Linked DNA regions of Homo sapiens: region 2 is linked to region 1. A link is a loop called in an ENCODE intact Hi-C map of the cell type or tissue named here. Cell type or tissue: PC-9. All regions are shown on one strand. Links, peaks and the distances in the headings refer to the core of each region. The heading gives the core; the rest is flanking DNA.

Evidence for each region. Peaks named below come from ENCODE experiments on the same cell type or tissue, not always from the same donor. Only the 100,000 strongest peaks of a DNase experiment are listed, where the experiment ranks them.
Region 2: it touches region 1 in a loop (9-fold over the local background); 2 of 110 quality-filtered maps call a loop at or near these places.

What each region holds. Positions count from the first base shown.
Region 1 is chr1:150,252,983-150,261,305 of GRCh38, reverse strand. CA14 (carbonic anhydrase 14) reads right to left here and starts at 3,532. Exons shown (of 11, transcript NM_012113.3): 1 at 3,123-3,532; 2 at 1,135-1,155. The coding sequence starts at 3,177. RefSeq lists an enhancer at 4,648-5,342. In PC-9, for the core only: CTCF peaks have their summits at 5,055 and 5,256 (motif pointing left); DNase peaks (open chromatin) are centred at 1,185, 5,205 and 5,745; H3K4me3 peaks cover 915 bases; H3K27ac peaks cover 1,409 bases.
Region 2 is chr1:151,152,141-151,160,463 of GRCh38, reverse strand. TNFAIP8L2-SCNM1 (TNFAIP8L2-SCNM1 readthrough) reads right to left here and starts at 3,815. Exons shown (of 7, transcript NR_144937.2): 1 at 3,742-3,815. It overlaps TNFAIP8L2 (TNF alpha induced protein 8 like 2), which reads right to left and starts at 3,815. Exons shown (of 2, transcript NM_024575.5): 1 at 3,742-3,815; 2 at 715-1,798. The coding sequence starts at 1,766. The coding sequence ends at 1,212. LYSMD1 (LysM domain containing 1) reads left to right here. Exons shown (of 3, transcript NM_212551.5): 3 at 1-716. In PC-9, for the core only: a CTCF peak has its summit at 4,248 (motif pointing right); a DNase peak (open chromatin) is centred at 4,253.

The sequences.
Region 1 (8,323 bases), core at 265-8,264:
ATAGGGATGGGTGAGGTAGGAGTCCTGTTGAGTCTCATGCTGCAGTTCCCCTTCCCTACCCAGAGGCAGTGATGATTCCCCAACTATCCTGATGAATGGGGAGTGGTAGCTCTTTTACTTACCTGTATTTTGAGGACAAGAAAGCTGAATGAGGGCAGAGGGGATGCATAGAAAACCTGAATACCCTGAGAGATGGGATTAGAGAGTAGGAGTAGAAAAATGGGAGAAATAAAATGATCCTAGATAGGCCAGGCACAGTGGCTCATGCCTGTAATCCCAGCACTTTGGGAGGCCGAGGCAGGTGGATCGCTTGAGGTCAGGAGTTCGAGACCAGCCTGGCCAACATGGTGAAACCCCATCTCTACTAAAAATGCAAAAATTAGCCAGACGTGGTGGTGGGCACCTGTAATCCCAGCTACTCGAGAAGCTGAGGCAGGAGAATCACTTAAACCCAGGAGGTGGAGTTTGCAGTGAGCCCAGATTGCGCCACTGCACTCCAGCCTGGGTGACAGAGCAAGACTCTGTGTCAAAAAAAAAAAAAAAAAAAAAAATAACCTAGAGAGATACGGTCTCCTGGAGGCCCCTATCAAGTGGCCTTGGGATTCAGATATCCTGACTTCTCATCATTCACTTCTTGCTCTCACACTGACCGTTTATCATGAACTTGAGTTTGGTTAAGTCATTAATCAGTAGTTCATAGGAACTGAGTTCCACCTCCCCCAGGGTCAGAAACTATCCTGCCAGCCTCTTCCTCACCCCTGACCTCCAGCTCTGTCCCAATTTCAGATGCAGGTTAGGGGTAGGATGGATTAGGATAGACGGAGCCAGAAGGAGACCTGGCAGCTAAGCTCAGAGTTCCCACCCAGCTTCCTTTCCACCCCAGCTCCCTCACTCCTACACGATTTACTGAGGACTTAACTAGCTTTTCTGCCAAATCAGGAGGTGTAGGATTTGATGATTAGAGCAGGATCTAGGAGCCATATATGTGAAACTCAAGGCAGGAGGAGATCCAGAAGGGAGGAGCTAGGGTGAGAAGGTAAAGGAAGTCTCCTCCCACCCGCACAGTGTGTCTTCCTGCCAGGTGAGGAGGTCCCAGTGTGAAAGGGTTGTCGGGAGGCCTTGAGATCTGCTCACCCTCATACGTCCAGTGTTGACCTGCAAGGCAGAATAGTTTGGGTTACAGCCAGCGCAGCCTGGGGCAGAACCCTGGCCTCCACACTCCCCTCCCTCTGGCATTCTGTACTGCTCCACCTCCCTCTCTGCAGTCTCTCCTCCCTCTGCTCCAGCACTTTGCAAAGGAAGCCCTGAAACCGGACACCTCTGTGGAAAGGTCGGGGGGCCTATTTAAAATCACCAGCCAGGCTGTGTTGGTGCCTGCCGAGTAAAAGGGGAGGAGGAAGGAAAAGAGGTAAAGCCCAGAGACTAAAATTAACCTGGATCCAAATGTGCGATTGGCCCAACCCTTTCTTTTCTGTAACCTGTGCCAAGTCAATCTAACACTTAGAAGATTGGGGTGGGTGGGGTGAGGGTGTGGGCAGAGGGTTGGAAGGATAGGGACTAGAAAGCGGGGAGGAGAAAGGAGTTTAGAGTGTGTGTGTGTTGGGGGGTGCTACTGAGGGGAGAAGGGGAGATTATTCCTTTGCTTTAAAAAATTGCATGAATAAAGCCACTGAGCTGTAAACTCATATGTAAATTCTTCTTTTCTGGTCCCATTAGCTCTAGAGGAAACTCCTCATCACCAGGAGGCTCTGCTCCCTACATTCTGAGATGGTTAGGGAAGGGTGGGAGTCAGGGCAGGGTCTACTCTAGATTGAGGGTGGTGGGTGGGCACAGGCAGCCAGGCTGGCAGGGACAGGATGAAAGTGAAGCATTGTGTGTAGAGAAGAGAGCTGCCAGCTGGGTCACATGCCAGGCTCTCGTGCAGTCCTGTCTGACGCAAAGGCTGAGGGTCTGCAGGTCCAGCCCCTCCCTACGGCCAAACTGCCTCAAGAAGAAAACGAAGGCCTTCATGGTTTATGCTGCAATATTCATACTACTAGAAACTCTGGAGAAAAATCCTAAATTCCTTCCTCTCTCTGTCTCTTATTCCCTTAAATTCCTCAAACTTGTGAGATGTCCTGCTCTTATCCTTGACCTATTCTGCTAGCCCAAGGGAGAGCTGGAGGCAGCCTCTCATTTTACCATATCTGTGGGACCCCCCAACAACTCAAACTCCCTGGTCTGTAAAGGTGCCTGTCCACTCTGGTCAGAGCCTCAACACACTTATTCTGTCTCTTCCTCCTCTTTCCCTCTTTTTTTCTTTCTCCTCAGATGAGATTTGTGACTCTCCATTTGGCTGCCTGCCTGCCCCCATCCTCTCTGCATTTGCCTTCTGCTCTCTGGACACCCACCTCACCCTGCTCTTTCCACAAACCTCAGTTACACACCTAGTATGTGCTGGACACTGTGCTAGGCACAGGAAACACAAAAATGAGGTCTAGGAGTTCCTGGGGACACTCCTGGAGCGCTTCAGCCTGTTCTCCCAAGAATCCCTCCTCATCTCCTGGGAGCTCCTGAAAGTCCTTTGTAAACTGTAAAATGTCAAACAAATGTTGACTCTTACTGCCACTTTCAGAGGATAACTGGGGAGTTAGTCGCTCCACAGAATGAAGAGGGAATCTTGGCCAAAAGGGGATGAATTGGAGATCAGGGTCTGAGTTGGGCAGGAAGTATTCTTCCCCCTACCCCCATCTATCCATCTTTTTACTCCAGGCCTCTTTGACTCCCTATTTGGAGGAGTTTGTAAATAAAGAAGTCCAGGAGTCCTGCCTGGGACCAGGGCAGTGGGGGAAAGAGCTCTGGAGAAAATCTGTAGCCTGCAAAGAGATTCCAGCACTTGCATGTGTACACACTCTGCCTGCCTGCCGCTAGTTCTCCCCGACCTCCAATAACAACAAGGCTGGAGAGACAAAAGGTAAAGAAGGGAAGTGGTCTCCTCCACACCCCACTCTTTTTTCCTCATCTCTGAGCCTATTATTCCAGCCTCTAGGCTTCCTTTCACACCTCTCCTCCCCCCATTAAGCACACCTGGCGACATGTGAACATCAGCACAAATCCACACACAGACATTTAGTTGTACCTACCCCCATCTGCAGCCAGGATCCAAATCACCTCCAGCAGGAGGGCGGAGAACAACATAGTGTCCCAGGAAGGGGTGCAGGGGACTGGGAATTTGAGGACTAGAGGACTAGGACAGGCAGAGAGAGAGGGAGGGAGGAGTGAGAGAGAGAGAGAGAGAGCGAGCGAGCTCCTGGCGTGAGTGTATTTATCTCTGCTTCTCTTGCTGTCTCTGTCTCTGTGGGCTTCCAGGGGATTCGGTGTTCAGTAGGGTATCATGGGTTTCTGGATCCCCAGGACAAATCTCTTGCTGCCTCTTTGCCCTCTCTCTTTATCTCCCTCTGCAGTCTCCACTCCACTAGCTGGCCAGCGACTTTACAACTGCCTCCTGCTTTTAAGGTGGCTCTGAACTGGTGTATGTGGGGACGGGGGTGCTGCCTGGGCTGCTGGTGAACAGCTCCTTAAATAGCCAATTAGGCATGCAGGATGGCCCCACTCGGAGCTGGAGCGCGGCAAGTTTCACTGGAGCCCTGGCCCTGGCTCAGGAGCCCAGCTGGGGTGAGCTCTTCCTTCCTCTGCTAGTCACACAGATGCTGTTTAGATGGGTGTTCCCTGGAGCAGGCAGGGTCAAGGAAGGGGCTTTGGGGTTCAACTCAGCCCCCTCAAAAGGACACTGTATTTTCATCCCCCCGCCTGATTTCTCCTCTGAGGAGCAGCTCCCTGGGTGGTATGCGGCAGATGGTGGGGGTACCTGTTCCCAATTCCCTGCATAATCTGAGCTGCCCTGGAATGGGAAGAGTCCAGAATTAGGAGATATATAACAAGAAGGAATTAGGGACTCAGGGTGCAGGGGAGGGGTGGAGGAAGTCAATAACTAAAACCTGAGTTGTGTCCTAAGTTCTAAGGAAGAGAAGTGAGGCAAGGAGAACTCATCTGGAGCAATCTCTTCTGTGCCTGCCACCACCCCCTTCCCACGGTGAGGCCTGGGTCCACGTGCCTGTGTGGCCTGGGGTGGGGGGAGTGCGGGGAGGGAGCGTTGTTTGCTGGATAAAGCCCATTTGTATGCCCAGTGGGGGAGGGGTGTAGCAGCACCATGGAGAGACAGCGGCTGTAACTGCCAGACCCAGCCACCTCCCTCTCCAGGGAGCCCAGATCTAGGGCGGCTTTTGTCACTGAAGAGGACACTGACCTCCGGCAGAGAGGCCAGGGCAGGAGGAAAGGAGAGACTTTAGGAACAATCACTACCACCATCAGAAAAAGGTGGTTTCCAGAGAAAGAGAGGGGAGGGTCTGGAGAGACCATGTGATCCAGATGGAAGAGGGGCTCAGGGTCTTCCTTCCAGCCCAACAAAGGGCTGAGGCAGGACATGTGGCACTGAATGAAACCTGCCACCAAGGAGCTGCGTCCGTGGAGCATGGAGGCTGCACGTCTCAGGAATGTGAACTGATGTTTGCTCCCCACGGGACTGGAAATCCCGATTGGAATGTACATCCTAAATCCCTCGTTAGAGAATGTGAAACCCACAGATACTTTCAAGCCAGACATTGAAACCTCTTTCTCCTCCATGCTCTTCACCAGAGGCACCAGCCAGGAGGATGCACCCATCTGAAGCTCCCTCTGCCCTCCTTGCTCCTGCCGAGTAGCAATAAATAGCCAAACAAAGGGAGCAGAAGCTAAATAAGGGAGCAGGATAAAAGCCAAATGAACAGAATAATGCATGTGCTGGATCATCAGCTCCTGCAGAGACAGGAGCTCACTGTGCCTTTCTATCCCCTGTGATTGATCTGCAAAGCCAAGCCATTTTGCTGATGTCATTTCCCTTTTTCTTCTCCTATCACCCTCTGAGTTATTTGTCCCCTTCAGGAAAGTTTTATGTTTTGAGGTTCCCCAAAGCCCCATCCATCCCATCTAAGAAGAGTAAAAGACTTGAAGTATAAATTAGATTTCCCGGGAATCAGGGTACTTAACACAAAGAAACAAAAAAAGAAAGCAGAGACATCTTGGTATGAAAGAAGAGATTTAGTAGGAAAGAAGAGGTCTGAACAGAATGACCTCTGCCGGAACAGAGTTCCCCTGGAGCGCTGAGCTGAGATTCCGATTTCCAAGGCAGATAGCGTGTCTTGCCAGGCGCCACCTCCTGGCTCGTCTATGAATTTTTAAATTTTAATTTAAAATGCTTTGTGTATGTGGTTCCTTCTGGGAGGTATTTCACTGCTGCTGGGCTTTGGGATTTTGCCTACGCAACTGAACATTGTTTCACAAAGATATCTTAGCCTGGAATCAACACTTCCCTGATCTTGGGTGAGCAACGCATCCAGGTGCTTATGCTTCCCAGACGACAAAGGCCCTCCTTTCTAGGACAGAGGGAGCCAGAAGGCGAGCGCCGTCCTCCAGGCACTTGACTTTATCTTGATCTTTGGCTTTACTGTGGATATTTCTTTTGTTGCTTTCTAGCTGTGCTGATTTGGAGTAGGTGTCAAGGGGACCCTTATATGTAAGTTAAAAAAAAAAAAACTGACACAGCTCCCTCTCCCCACTCAGTCTTAGTTTCCACTCAAACTCTGGCACCTTTGTTTTAGTTCTGACCTCTCTCTCAAGCCCTTTCCTTGCTTGCATTGGCTAAAACCGTTAAAACCAAAACCAAGCATCTCACTGCCTTCTGGCGCCATCTCCTGTCCTTGTAGATATACTGAAACTTGACTGAGATGAGGCGTGGTGGCTCACGCCTGTAATGCCAGCACTTTGGGAGGCCGAGGCAGGTGGGCCAGGAGTTCCAGACCAGCCTGGCCAAAGCATAGCAAAACCTCGTCTCTACTAAAAATACAAAAATTAGCCAGGCGTGGTGGTGCATGCCTGTAATCCCAGCTACGCAGGAGGCTGAGGCAGGAGAATTGCTTGAACTCGGGAGTGGGAGGTTGCAGTGAGTTGAGATTGCTCCACTGCACTCCAGCCTGGGTGACAGAGTGAGACTCTGTCACAAAAACAAAAAAGAAAAAACAAACAAACAAAAAAGAATTAAGTAATTTTGGAAAAAATGACCCTTTGGATCATTTTCTTAGTTTTCCAGTTCACATTACACAACAAATGTAGTATGAGAATCTTGTAAATTGAGGACCGGTAAAAGTTTGTGGTCTGAAAATTTGCAAGTCATTTAATTATAAGCGATAAGTTACACTATTTCAGTTGCAATTTTGTGTTATACATTGATTCCATGAACAGAACGCTGCCTGGTACATAACTGTTGATTGAATGAATCTAGTAATTGCAACATTTATTTACTGTCTTTCACAGAATTTTAGAGCAGAAGGGCCCTCAGGCATCATTCTAAACCCCTTGTTATACCCTGTAAAACTGAGTTTTGAGAGATTTAGGGATTTAGCCATGGTTAGTCATATAGCTGCTAGGCTAAACCAGAACAAGGACACAGGCACCAGTGAGCTTTCTCCTACACCATTGGTTCTCAAATGTCAATGTGCATCAGAATCACCTGGAAAGCTTTTTAAACTTGGAAAGCTTATTAAAATACAGATTTCTGGCCAGGTGCAGTGGCTCATGTCTGTAATCCCAGCACTTTGAGAGGCCGAGGCGGGCAGATCACCTGAGGTCAGGAATTTGAGACCAGCCTGGCTAATATGGCGAAACCCCATCTCCACCAAAAATACAAAAAAATTAGCCAGGTGTGGTAGCGGGTGCCTGTAATCCCAGCTACTTGGGAGGCTAAGGCAGGAGAATCGCTTGAACTTGGGAGGCAGAGGTTGCGGTGAGCCGAGACTGCACCACCGCACTCCAGCCTGGGTGACAAGAGCAAAACTCTATCTCAAAGATAAAATAGAATAAATAAATAGAGATTTCTGGACCTCACCCCCATAGTACCCGATTCTATAGTTCTGGGTGTGTCCAAATCTACATTAGAGATTTGGCATTAGAGAAATTAGCATTTCTCTTTCTCTCTCTCTCTCTCTCTTCTTTTTTTTGTACAGTCTCAGCTGGGCGCGGTGGCTCACGCCTGTAGTCCCAGCTACTCGGGAGGCTGAGGCAGGAGAACCGCTTGAACCCAGGAGGAGGAGTTTGCAGTGAGCCGAGATAGCGCCATTGCACTCTAGCCCGGGCAACAGAGCGAGACTCCATCTCAAAAAAAAAAAAAAAACAGAGTCTCACTCTGTTGCCCAAGCTGCAGTGCAATGGCATGATCTTGGCTCACCGTAAACTCTGCCTCCCAGGTTCAAGTGATTCTCGTGCCTCAGCCTCCCAAGTAGCTGGGATTACAGGCATTTGCCACCACGCCCGGCTAATTTGGTATTTTTAGTAGAGACGGGGTTTCTCCATGTTGATCAGGCTAGTCTTGAACTCCCTACCTCAGGTGATCTGCCTGCCTCAGCCTCCCAAAGTGCTGGGATTACAGGTGTGAGCCACCACGCCCAGCCTCTCTCTTTTTTTTTGGAAGCAGGGTCTCACTCTGTCCCCTAGGCTGGAGTGCAGTGGCAGAATCATAGCTCACTTCAGCCTCAAACTCAAATGATCCTCTTCTCAGCCTCCTGAGTAGCTAGGTCTACATGCGCATGCCACCATGACTGGCAGGTTTTAAAAATTTTCTTAGTTTTTGTAGAGACAAAATTTTGTCATGTTTCCCAGGCTGGTCTCGAACTCCTGGGCTCGAGTGATTTGCCCAGCTTGGCCTCCCAAAGTGCTGAGATTATAAGCATGAGCCACCGCAGCCACTTCTTTCTAGTCACCATGAATAAAAGCACTATAAGTATTTGAGTACAGGTCTTTGAGCAGACATATGTTTTTATTGTTCTTGAGTAAATACCTAGGAGTGGGAATAAATAGATACTGAGTGCTGGATTGTACGGGAAGCGTATGTTTAACTTTGTAAAAAAACTGCCGGGCTGTTTTTCTTTTACTTTCTTTTCTTTTGAGACGGCATGGCTCTGTTGTCCAGGTTGGAGTGCAGTGGCGTGATCTTGGCTCACTGCAGCCTTCCCTTCCTGGGCTCAAGCGATCCTCCCACCTCAGCTCCCAAGCACCTGAGACTACAGGTTCATGCCACCACTCCCAGCTAATTTTTTAATTTTTTTGTAGAGACAAGGTTTCACCATATTGCCTAGGTTGGTCTTGAACTCCTGGCTCAAGTAATTCTCCTGCCTCAGCCTCCCAAAGTGTTAGAATTACAGGTATGAGCCACCATGCCTGGCCTCTTTTATTTTATTATTTATTTATTTATTTA
Region 2 (8,323 bases), core at 1-8,000, 900 kb before region 1:
ACTCTTAGCTGAAAAATGGAATTTCTATAGCCCTGGGGTGAGGAGAACCCGGGAACAGTGAGCCAGTGACTGCTGGTTCTCCACTTTCCCCACCTTGTTAGCCAAACATGTTATTGAGGATGAGGCAATCGGTGATATAGCCCACCACAGAGAATGGATGACTGTTGGCCTTTTCTCCAATCTCAAAGTGACAGATTTGGGCTGATTCTTTTTTTTTTTTTTTTTGGTACCCCATTCCTGTTGAATGGGCTCAGTCTTGACAAACCAATTCCCTGTAACTTTTTCACAATTCTTGACTCTGAGAAAAAGCAGCACTGTAGGGACCTGAACTCTCCATTCTACCAGTTCACCCTTCTGACCTGTTCTGCTCAGCCTGTGGTGAGGGGAACAGATGGAAGAAGGCTTTCCTTGGGGTTTGAAGAGGAAGCCAGTTGTGGGAGTCTCTTTGTTACACCCCCTCCCCTCCAGACCCTCTCTCTCTATGCCTTCCTCCTCACTGCATATTTATTTGCGATTTGTAGCACTGATCTATGGTACAGTTGTTTTGTTTCTTAAACAGAAGTAGGTAAGGGAACCTCAGTAATAATGGAAATCTGCCTCAGTCTCCTGTTTGGAAATGATGAGAGGTGAGATAAGTAATGTTTATATACCTCCTTTCTTCTGTGATGATTATAAGGTATACGAAGCTGGACAGATTAAACATTGAGCCCTGTGCATATTTTAGTAGTTTTATTTCCCCTATGAGAATCTCCCCTGCCCTAGCCCCTTCTTCCTGCACTCTGGAACAGAGCCTCTGGCATCTGTCCAAGCTCTGTCTCTAAGGGCCACCTTCCCCTCTTCTGTCTTTAGTATCCCCAAAGGGGTTCTCTGGGCTGTGCCTCCTTTCCTTGGTTCACATGGGAGGGGGCTTCCCTGTTTCAGAAGTCCCTTATGGGAGAAATAGAGATCCAAGTTTCACTTCACCTTTTTCAGGCAGTTCTGTTTCCTGTCCTGGGGCTGGAGTGGGAGAGAGGCCTCACCCCTCAGCATTGCTCCTTCTCCACTAGCTGTTTGGGGGTGGGCTGGTCTCAGAGTCAAAAGCACTCTTGGGAAGGAATGAAGCCTGAAGATTGAAAAGTGTTAGTGCCAGGTGAGCAGGGTTAGGAAGCCCATTATCTGTGTTTTCTCAGTCAACCATTTTGTCAAGGTGGAATGTGCTAGGCTCAGGGCTCTCAGAGCTTCCCTTCGTCTAGCAGCTTCCTGAGTCCGTCACAGATCTTGCCAAGGTGCTGAGTGAAGTCAGGCCCATAGAGGGCCGTGAGCAGACCTGGGTCAGAGAAGTGATCAAACACGTGGCGGATGCGGCCATGTGACTTGGGCGTGAGGTGGTGTTCCACCAACTCTAGCAGCACATCCCGGCACTCGGTCAGCAGGCCAGCCAGAACAGCAGCCTCGAAGGTGAAGTCTACCTCACCAAAGCTAAGTGCCGTCATGGCACCCTGCCGCAGCTTCTGGCGAAAGCGGGTAGCCAGGGCCAGCTCACTGGGGCCAAAGGAGCCATTGCGGTGCAGCACAGCCACCTTGATGGCCACTTTGATCAGGTCCTTGATCACGCGCTGGGCCTGGGGCCGGCTGTGCGTGTACTCCTTGGACACACGGTAGAGCTCATCTAGCACCTCACTGCTTGTCTCATCTATGAAGAGATGAGCCACAGAGCGACCCGCCATCTTACTCAGTAGCTTCTTCTCTGCTTGCAGTGCCAGGCTCTTTGAGCTGAAGGACTCCATGGGTCCTGGAGAGTGGGGTATGTGGTCAGTCACTAGAAGAAAGGCCACAGGCTTCCTTAGAAAGAGAGAAATGGCTTTTCCCTTTTCTGTTGCTTCTTTAGTTTCCATGTCATCATCATCTTTGTTTGTCATCCTCTCCGCCCCCTGGGGCCCCTCAGTCCTCTATGCCTTGCTCCTGCCTGCTTTTTCCCCTTAGTGCTGTAGCAAATCTTGACTCCAAAACAGCCCACGGGAGTGGCGATAGCCCCGGCTGGAGGAATGTGGGCACACGGGAGGCTAGCCTAGCACAAGTTACATCTCAAGGGGAAGTAGGCTGTTGCTGCTGCAGTGAAGACAGGGCTTACCTGACAGATAATTCTTTTTTTTTTTTTTTTTGAGACGGAGTCTTGCTTTGTCACCCAGGCTGGAGTGCAGTGGTGTGATCTCTGTTCACTGCAACCTCCACCTCCCGGGTTCAAGCTATTCTCCTGCCTCAGCTTCCCAAGTAGTTGGGATTACAGGCACCCACCACCACGCCCGGCTAATTTTTGTATTTTTAGTAGAGACAGCGTTTCACCATGTTGGCCAGACTGGTCTCGAACTCCTGACCTCATGATCTGCCCACCTCGGCCTCCCAAAGTGCCGGGAATACAGGCGTGAGCCACCACGCCCAGCCTGACAGAATTCTTACAGCTACCATTTTTGGACACTGACTCTGTGCCATATGTCTGTGTGGCATAGATATTACCATCCTTGTTTTACAGCTAAGCAAATGATACTTACATTAAGTAATTTACCCAAGATCAAACGCAACTCATTTTTTGGCCCCCAAAGCCAGTGGCAGCTAGTGCACTATACTTCCTTTAAAGTAAGAAGCATAAGCATCCCAGGAATCCTAATAGGAGTAATAACTAACATTTACTGAGAACCTACTATATGCAAGTGCTTTACGTCAGTCATCTTAGCCTTCCCAATCCTGTGTAAGGTTAGGGTAGGTATCCCCATTTTGCAATGAGAAAACTGAAGCGAAGAGAAATATAGCAATTTGGCCAAAGTCACTAGTAAATTATAAAGATGGGCTTCAAACCAAATAATCCAGAGAAACCTCCTTCCCCGGAATGCTCCCAGTGTGGTTAAAGCACACTGAGGAAGCACGAGAAGCCAACACCTCAAGAAGGGCAGGCAGTCCTGAAGGTCTGAGCCTTCTGCTACACTGAACTCAGGACCCTCTTGGTGGCATATCAGCTCCATGTGTCCAGGGTTCTCTCCCCATGGTCTTCGCCTGTGGTTCTTCTGGTTGTTTTGCTTCTTACTTCCCCCTCCTCTGCTCTGCAGGATGTGGCTGTGACCGCAGTGAGGAGCAGCCTCGCCCTCTCCCCCAAACCAAAATGGGAGTCTGAAGAGGCAGAGGAGGTGGAGACTGTGGGGGTTTTTTTCCCCAGCTGAATCCTTCCAGTGGAAACCTGAACCTTGCTTTGCTCCCAGCTTGCCTTGGGGCTTTCTGGACCATGCTCCCCAGCCGGAAGAGGAGATTGCTCCATGTGAGCCTTCCTTCCTCCTTGGCCTTCCTGTTACCCAGCTCTCCATTGCCCCCATTGCCGTCTCACATTTATTCCGCTGTCTTCTCCCTCTCTCCCTGTTTCAGTCTCCCTTTTTCTCTTGTCTGGGTCCTCCCTATGATCCTCTGGCCTGGCCATACTCTCCCTCTGGCCCTTACCCATCTATCTCCTTGTTTCCTAAGATTTCCTTGCATTTCGCACACATCCATATGGATGTGGATCCACCTGCATCCCTCAGCCCTGCCCCCACCGCATCCAAAACCAGGTCTTTCAGAGGCTGCCTTGCCACCAGAAAAACTAAGCTAAGCTCTACAAAGGACCCAAGAATTGTACAAGCGAGAGTTTCACAATATGAAAAGCTAAGACTGAAAGAGCTAGAGATTCCTCTGCCACCATTACCCCTAAAGTCTACCATTCTGTCACTGCCGGTCCCTCACCTGCTGTGCTGGGTGCCAGTCTTGCCTTGGATGTTCCCGGAAAGCTTACAGAATGGAGAAGCTTCACTTAGTGTGAGAGCCCTTTGGCTTGGCCCCACCCCTTGAGCCCCGCCTACCTACTCTCTGCTTAACCTCCGGTTCATCACTTCTGTCACCAAGAAGGCCTATGGCCCAAGAGCAACCTAGAAATAAGACAAAGGTCAAAAAGAGTGGAATTCTGTTGGAAATAGTCTCAATTCTTTGAAGGGGGGAAAGGGATTTGCATCCTCCACTCTCAAATTGCTTCTTTCTTTTCTTGCTGCCCAGTTCCTGAAGATCCTGTCCTTACATTTCTACAGTACTGGGAAGGATGTAAAGCCCAAATTTCTGGGGTAGGAGGTCAGTGGGAAAAGTTCTGAAGATTGAAAGGTGGTGCTGTGGGGCAAGTATTTAATATATTATTCCAGTGATTGCCAGGTAAGAGCACAGACTGTCACAACCCTTAATACTGAAGGGAGGAAGGTGCTGGGACCAGGGCTGCTGCACCACAGGTGACCAGCAGGTGCCAGCACAGCACTGAATCACTAGCGTAGAGGAACAAGCCTACTGAGTTGCCTTTTTTTTTTTTTTTTTTTTTTTTTTTGAGACAGAGTTTTGCTCTTGTTGCCCAGGCTGGAGTGCAATGGGGTGATCTCGGCTCACTGCAACCTCTGCCTCCCGGGTTCAAGTGATTCTCCTGCCTCAACCTCCCAAGTAGCTGAAATTACAGGCCTGTGCCACCATGCCTGGCTTATTTTGTATTTTTAGTAGAGACGGTTTCACCATGTTGGCCAGGATCGTCTTGAACTCCTGACCTCAGGTGATCCACCTTGGCCTTCCAGAGTGCTGGGATTACAGGTGTGAGCCAACGCACCCCGCAGGGCCTACTGAGTAGGCTACTGTAGTAGCTACTTTGTAGCTGCTAAAGGGATACAAAATGAGGGGAAGCCACAATTGGGTTTTGTTTGTTTGTTTGTTGTTTTGTTTTTGAGATAGGGTCTCACTCTGTCGCCCAGGCCACAGTGCAGTGGCATCATCACAGCTGACTGCAGCCTTGACCTCCTGGGCTCAAGAGCTCTTCCTACTTCAGCCTCCCAAGTAGCTGGGACCAGAGGCTCACAAGCCTTCCTTTTTTTTGTAGAGAGGAGGGTCTAACTATGTTGCCCAGGCTGAACTTCTAAGCTCAAGCAATCCTCCTACCTTAGTCTCCCAAAGTGTTGGGATTACAGGCGTGAGCCACTGCACCCATCCTGGAAGTCACAGTTGTTGAATGAGACAAAAACACTTGCTATCAAGAATCTTATGGGGAATCTGGCGAGGGAAATAAGCTTAAACATAAAGAACAGTAATACTAGTCAAACAATGCCATTAACTTTAATGGAGATTTAAATAATTTTGAGAGTAAAGAAGCTTAATTATGATAGGGCTGAAGAGGTAGACTTGGAAAGATAGATTCAACTACTTAATAGCCAGAGATGGGGAAGAAGTCCCAGATGATGGGGACGGCATAAGCACATGCAGGAAAAAAACAAAATACAGGACGTTCTCAGGAAGTGGTGATTTATGTCTGGAATGTAAGTTGTTTGAGAGATAAGTGAAGAAGGAAAAAGATCAGATCATGGCAAACTTTAAAAAAGTTGCCCCAGGCCGGGCGCGGTGGCTCATGACTGTAATCCCAGCACTTTGGGAAGCCAAGGTGGGTGGATCACCTGAGGTCAGAAGTTTGAGACCAGCCTGGCCAACGTGGTGAAACCCTGTCTCGGCTGGGCATGGTGGCTCACACCTGTAATCCCAGCACTTTGGGACACCGAGGTGGGCGGATCACGAGGTTAGGAGATCAAGACCATCCTGGCTAACATGGTGAAACCCCATCTCTACTAAAAATACAAAAATTAGCTGGGCATGATGGCACATGCCTGTAGTCCCAGCTACTCGGGAAGCTGAGGCAGGAGATTCGCTTGAACCAGGGAGGCAGAGGTTGTAGTGAGCCGAGATCGCGCCTCTGCCCTCCAGCCTGGTGATAGAGTGAGACTCGGTCTCCAAAAAAAGAAAAGAAAAAAGAAAAAGAATAAAGGGAATAAAAATATAAGAAGATGCAAATACAATAATAACTTCTGGATTCAGAATTCTGCTACCTAGTCTTTACCTGTTTTCCTCTCCAGCTTCAGACTCCCCTCCCTCCCTCCCTTCCTTCCTCTCTCTCTCTCTTTCTTTCTTTTTTTTTTTGACAGAGTCTTGCTCTGTCCCTGTCACCCAGGCTGGAGTGCAGTGATGCGATTTCAGCTCACTGCAACCTCTGCCTCCCAGGTTCAAGTGATTCTCCTGCCTCAGCCTCCTGAGCAGCTGGGATTACACTGCCACCACACCTGACTAATTTTTGAATTTTTAGTAGAGACAGGGTTTCGCCATGTTGGCCAGGCTGGTCTCGAACTCCTGGCCTCAGGCTATCTGCCCATCTTGGCCTCCCAAAGTGCTGGGATTACAGGCATGAGCCATAGCGCCCGTCTGTAATTTGTGATTTTATTAACTGTCTACCCACTAAGCTCAGATTATCTTTTAGTGTCTACACAGTGCTTGGCACATACTGTGGTCAATAAATATGTGCTGAAAGAATAAAGTCAAAACATATCCAAGAACCAGGATATGAGGGGAAAATGGTAGTAACATAGGAGTCACATGTTATAATGTTCATTTACTTCATTCATGGGGAAGTCTTTTATTTTCTCTCTCATTTTTTTTTTTTTCTTCAATTGAGACAGAGTCTCACTCTGTCGCCCAGGGTGGAGTGCAGTGGTGCAATCTCGGCTCACTGCAACCTCTGCCTCCCGGGTTCAACTGATTCTCTGCCTCAGCCTCCTGAGTAGCTGGGATTTCAAGCACCCACTGCCATGCCTGGCTAATTTTTGTATTTTTAGTAGAGACGGGGTTTCTACCATCTTGGCCAGGCTGGTCTTGAACTCCTGACATCGTGATCCACCCACCTCAGCCTCCCAAAGTGCTGGGATTACAGGCATGAGCCACCACACCTGGCCAAGAACAATTTTTTTTTCGAGATGGAGTCTCGCTCTGTCACCCAGGCTGGAGTGCAGCGGCGTGATCTCGGCTCACTGCAACCTCCACCTCCCGGATTCAAGCAATTCTCCTGCCTTAGCCTCCCGAGTAGCTGGGATTACAGGCATGTGCCACCATGCCCAGCTAATTTTTTTGTATTTTAAGTAGAGATGGGGTTTCACCATATTGGCCAGGCTGGTCTCGAACTCCTGACCTTGTGATCCACCCACCTCGACCTCCCAAAGTGCTGGGATTACAGGCGTGAGCCACTGCGCCTGGCCACAAATTTTTTTTAGAGATAGGGTCTTGCTATCTTGCCCAGGCTGGAGTACAGTGGCTCACACTGCTCACTGCAGCCTTGGACTCCTGGACTCAAACAGACCTCCTGCCTCAATCTCCCAAAGTGCTGAGATTACAGGAGTGAGTCACTGTGTACCCTGGCCAAATGACGGTATCTTAAATGTGCAAAACACTTTTGAATTTGCAAAATGTTTCACCTACAGGATCTTATTTGATCCTAAGAAGTAGGCAGGAAGGTAGTATGTCCACTTACAGAAGACAGAATCAGACTTAGAGATAAGTAGTTTATCCAAAGCCATACTCCAGAGATGAATCTAGCTAAGTCTCAATGACTTTCAATGGTGCTCTTTCCACTGTATAATCTACAGGAAGTGAATAGTACTTTTTTGAGCAATTTCTACTTTGAAGCAAAATGAAGATATTTTGCACTTAATTGGATAAACTTCAGTTATTTGGAAAAGTATTCAGGATGGAACAGTCCGATGTTTGTTTTAGGTGAGGTTTTACCATGGTTAAGATCAATACTCTCATATCAGTTCAGAAAGAGTAAGTTTAGTGTGATTTAAAGCAGTCAAGTAAGTCAGCCTGACATAGCTGGAGATAGTTCACAGCTTTTACTCTTTTTTTGTTTGGGGTATTTATTTATTTATTTATGAGATCGAGTCTCACACTGTCGCCCAGGCTGGAGTGCAGTGGCATGATCTCGGCTCACTGCAACCTCTGCCTCCTGGGTTCAAGTGATTCTCCTGCCTCAGCCTCCCAAGTAGCTGGGATTACAGGCGCGCACCCCCACGCCCGGCTAATTTTTGTATTTTTAGTAGAGACGGGGTTTCACTATGTTGGCCAGGCTGGTCTTGAACTCCTGACCTCATGATTCGCCCAGCTCGGCCTCCCGAAGTGCTGGGATTACAGGTGTGAACCACCGTGCCTGTCCTATTTTTATTTATTTACTTTTTTGAGATGGAGTCTCACTCTGTCGCCCAGGCTGGAGTGCAGTGGCACGATCTCGGCTCACTGCAACCTCTGCCTCCCAGGTTCAAGCTATTCTCCTGCCTCAGCCTCCTGAGTAGCTGGGATTACAGGCGCGCGCTACCACGCCCAGCTAATTTTTTGTATTTTTAATCGACACGGGGTTTCACCATGTTAGCCAGGATGGTCTCGATCTCCTGACCTCATGATTCGCCTGCCTTGGCCTCCCAAAATGCTGGGATTA